Linked DNA regions of Homo sapiens: region 1 is linked to region 2. The links are chromatin loops, found by intact Hi-C in ENCODE. Cell type or tissue: IMR-90. All regions are shown on one strand.

Region 1 (2,500 bases), 800 kb after region 2:
AAATATGTTTTCTGGAAAGTTCTGGAAGTGTTTGGAGATATAATTTTATTTGGCATAATTTTCAATAAATTTAGTACTGACTGTAAATTCCACATGTAAAACTAAATAAATAACAGTATTTCATGTGAGTGACAATTATGACACACATTCAGTTTGAATTCTTTACAGTGCAAAAGTTATTTGGTTCATTAGAATTAAGCTCTGTGGGAAAACAAAGAACAAAAAATAATACTCAAATAATGAATCTGTTGCAAATAGTTATGTAAATAAAACCAAGAAAAAATAACTACTGAAATTCATGATAACTAATAATACTAAGTGAAAAATATATTTGAAACACAATTTGAAATTAATTTTGAAAAATATAACACATGAGAGAAATTTTAAATACTAGTCTAAAATGAATTGCAAACATAAAATATTAAGGCTTAGTTTTGTTTTAGGTAAAAATTGTAGAGCTCTAGCTTTGTAGTTTGTGTCAGATGAATTTCACTTTCTCTGTTACTATACATTCTCACTCCTCTCTACTGTCCTCTAATCTCCAAGGCACATTCCTCTGAGGAACATTTCTTAGTACAGAGGTGAATTTAAAAGTTGCACAATCCACATGTCTTTCCTCTAACCTGTCCATCATCTTGGTAGTAGAGTCTTACTAAGGTCAAGGCACAAAGATAACAGAAAGGATCTTGTATCAGTGAATTTTCTTTTTTACTTCAACTACTGAAATTTAATTTCTCCTGATGTCATTCAAGGGATGATTACATTTACTTCCTTACATTTTGCTGTGAAATGACAAATCTTTGTTTCAGTTAGAGGATTGTGAATTATCAGTAGCAGGTGGGGATATGAGCCTGTCTCTGAAATGATGTAACAAAGTGAGTCAAATATTCTTCCAAAAGAAGATAATCCCTGGTTCAAATTAATCTGAAGAATGACGCTTAAACTGTCTGTGATATTTAAAAAAAATAGTATAAAACAGTAGTAATGACAAAATGAGAAATGTGCGTATTTGGTCTCCCTGCCAACTTAGCACACAGCACATTCATCTTTATGCTTGTGAACACATTCTGTGGGTAATTTACCAAATGGGAACCATTTCCTCCCATAATTATCTTTATTTCTACTCATATCATTATATTATTTTCAAGTAATGTCATTTATTGCTGTGATTTGATTAGACTCCTTCAAAACTAATACTTAATATAACTGCTTCTGCTAGTAGAGTACATTTTTATTTTATTTGGATAAATACGGATAAATATTAAAATCTCCTTTTTTGGGGAGAACTATATATATAATATTTTGGAAAGTTAGGTAACAGAGATAAATAATCACTTCAAGGATCAACATAATAAACCTTAATACCAAACTTGGACTTAAGATACTGTAGTATTGTAAAGGCCATTGATCCATGAATGAAGTAAGTAGGGTTACATCCACTTTTATTACTATGATGACGACAAGAACGACTACTAATAAAAAGTGCCCCTTTACAGTGTCTGAAAACTGTCAGATATATTGATAAGTGATTCACGTGCTGTTGTTACCTTTACTATTTTAGAGATAATATTGCTTTCAAGATGACTGTGGTGAATTTTGCTCTGCGGATTGTGCTTCTGATTTGAAGACAATGTTTAATCTTTCTGTTCTTTGGCACCTTAAAATGATGTTTGGTGGTCAGGAGCCTGGGCTCTGTCCTCAGTTCTGTCATAATTAGTAGTATGACCTTGATATAACCAATTATATTCTCTGTGAAGGAATTTTCTCATTTTTCAAATAGGAGAAGCATGTGTTCAAACTGCCTCCCAAGTTTCTCATGAGGATTGACAGGATTAATTTATATAAATTAATTTATTAAAATAAGGATATATTATATTTACATATATAATATGTATCTACACACACAAAGGATAAAATATTACTACTCTAAATATTAAATACTTCAGAAGTTAAATCCTGTATATGGAGTAGTTTGATCTTATTGGTTACTGGATCTCAGAAGCTTTCTGATAATATAAATTTCTTTTTTACTAAAAATGTTTCTGAGAGTGTTTACAGCTTATAACTATGAAGATTCCTTGAAGAAGCAGCTGCTTTTCTCCATGGGCATATAGGAATTATGCATTAACTGGAATTCTTGTTTCTTTTTGTTTAAAAAAATCATTTAAGAGCATTAAATTTATTTGACAGTAATAACGGATTGTTGTTCCTGCTCATTGAGTATTGAGTTAATTAGATAGCTCAAGTGTTTCAAATCAGTAGAATTTTTATAATATGACACATTTGAAATAGTCTAACATTTTAATTATATATACTATATAACTGAGAATATTAGTTGTCATAAAACCATGTGATAGAATATTTAGTGTCTGAGCAACTGGTCAAACTATAAAGTTAGTGAAAATCAAATGCAGATTATACATCACCACGTAAAATGGATTCAACACCATCTGCATTATATGTATGTGTATATATAATGATTACACGGAATTATTAAGTA
Region 2 (2,500 bases):
AGTAATATTAATAAATTTTACTATAATAAAAGCATGTTTAGCTAAATATAATTCTATGTGTTCTATGGACAAAGCTACTATATCTCTTTGATTAGAATAGTAAATGTGTTGCTATTTTAATGTGTGCAAGACTTTGAACATCAAAAATTTTTGGACACATAGCTTTGCCTTTTTAAGATAACCAATATTTCCTGATTTTGAAAATTAGCACTTCATTCTTGTTTCAGTATGTTTTATTTATGTAGAATCACAGGACACATGGCAATAAAGCCAATATATACAGTTTAGAATCACCTAAATTATGTATCTTCTTTCCTATGGGCCTTGAGATCACATATCCCAGTTTAGATCTCATTTCAGCAGCACGTTACATTAAAACAGCATTAACTCAAAAGCTGTGTTTCTAAGACTTGCTAAGTTAGTTTTGTAAAAAAAACAAAAAAAAAAAACAAAAAAAAACCTTATTCTCGTATTTGTATAAATTGAATATTTAAAAAATAGAAAGTTGTAAATTTGATCTGTAGCAATATAAACTATCTTAACAGGTTGTCCTGGACATACAACTTAGGTAGAGGAGACAGCCTAATTGAAAGTGTATATTTATTTTTCATCCATTCATACATAAATATCTCAGCAAGGGCATTTAGTTCTCAGGACTTCAGGAAACACTATGCACGTAGAATACAATGCAAATTTTGCAAACTGAGCTGTTCCAACTTCACCCTATCCCCAAAGGATTTGGCATGACTTTCCTACGAGTAATATGATTGAGGAGGACTTTAAACATAAGAGTTTTAGCATTCATGCTATAGAAATGTCCTAAGTAACCCTCTCTATTCTCTATCTTTTACTACCCTGAAAAAAGTGATAGTTTCTCTTGAATTACTTTCAGCATCAGGATGGGAAGCAGAATAAACAAACAAATAGCTGATAAAGTTGATTTGTGAACTCCTTCTAGCTGAGAAGGACTGATTGATGTCTAGTTGGTCTTAACTTCCTATATGGTACATTAACCAGGAGGATTTTTTTAATGTAAAAATAGGATTTAGGATTTGTTAGAAAGTATTGACCTAATAAATGTCTGAGTATAATATAAAAATGTGATTTAACAATGGCCAATAATATTTAAATGTTTTAATAATTATAAAATTTTAGCAACTGAAATTTGAAAGTTTACAAATTATGCCTAGAAATTAATTTAATTCCTTCTGAAATATTTTTTCAAACATATCTTCTTTTACATTTTTAAGATGGAGAATTCAGGTTTAAAATCTGGACCTCAAGTAAAGAAATCGCCTTCATGCTTAGATGATACAATTGAACTATGTACCTGCTGCCATCTTGTGGTGGCTGAGCCTTAATTATTTATCCTGATATTCTCCATCTGCATACAAAAAAGAAAAAGAATTATGATGGACTAGAAAACTGTCAAAAAAGCAAAGTTTCTAAAAAGTAAACTGAAAAGCTAAATTTACAAACCTATGCTTATATGATGGAATGAATAACATGGAATTGTCATTTTGAAGATGACAAATAAAATAATTCAAATCTCTCATGAAGTAAACACCCTCAGAAGTATAAAACCAACTTTTTTCACTGTCAAATTTAATACTCCTTATTTTCTTTCTAAAGGTGAAAACCATTAATGAAAAGCTTACAATTGGGAAGATTTCAAAGTACTGGTCAGGATTTGTAAATGATGTCTTCACAAATGCTGACAATTTCGGAATTCATGTTCCTGCAGATCTAGATGTAACAGTCAAAGCAGCAATGATCGGTGCCTGTTTTCTCTTTGTAAGTATGGGCTTTGAGAGCATGAGTGATTTGTTATTCTCCCTCTTGCTTGTTAATTACAATATAGCCTATCCCATTTACACAGTTTTTACCCCCAAAGAGTATATTTTATTCATAGAAGGATAGCTTAGGACCAATGTTCTTCAAAAATTAGAATTTAGAACCCTGCATTTCTGTTAGGCAGCCCCTCTTCAGTGATCTCATATCCCCTTTCTCAAAGATTGAAGTGTTATCACATCCTATTCATCATTTCTTTAAAACCTAGTTTCCCCTTGCTTTTACGTTCAATTTAGATTTTTGGCTTATTTTCACTTGAACTAAAAAATATGCAAACATAAATATCACATGATTTATCCTGGATAAAGTTCCAGACTGGTTCATTGCATAATAGTGAGCTAGATGATATTAAGAATGTTGCCTTCTCAGTGTGAACATAGACACATGAAATGATTTGATGAGTTAATAGGTACCAGTTGCCATTATTTCTAAGATACTATGTTCTTGTTATTACTTTCCAACTTACAATTATATTGAAAACCTTTTCTTCTTTGGTATATGGAGATTGGTGATAGAAGAACAGAAGTCAAATAATACCTGTATCAAAATGCTTGACCTATATCCTGTTCTTAGTTTTCCCTCTAATATTTACCTAATTTCCTACCATTTTCAATGCAGCCATAAAAACTTATGGAGTTTTTATTTGTTG

The links. Hi-C counts contacts between places; a loop is a spot of excess contacts. Peaks named below come from ENCODE experiments on the same cell type or tissue, not always from the same donor. Only the 100,000 strongest peaks of a DNase experiment are listed, where the experiment ranks them.
Region 1: it touches region 2 in a loop (2.8-fold over the local background); 2 of 110 quality-filtered maps call a loop at or near these places.

Annotation. Positions count from the first base shown.
Region 1 is chr3:145,783,960-145,786,459 of GRCh38, reverse strand. No RefSeq gene overlaps it. Among named protein-coding and RNA genes, the nearest start is that of LNCSRLR, 280 kb to the left of the region's middle. In IMR-90, no CTCF peak of the experiment used is centred here; no DNase peak of the experiment used is centred here.
Region 2 is chr3:146,588,947-146,591,446 of GRCh38, reverse strand. It overlaps PLSCR5 (phospholipid scramblase family member 5), which reads left to right. Exons shown (of 8, transcript NM_001085420.2): 6 at 1,633-1,794. PLSCR5-AS1 (PLSCR5 antisense RNA 1) reads right to left here and starts at 1,845. Exons shown (of 2, transcript NR_046698.1): 1 at 1,659-1,845; 2 at 1,122-1,384. In IMR-90, a CTCF peak has its summit at 1,333 (motif pointing left); no DNase peak of the experiment used is centred here.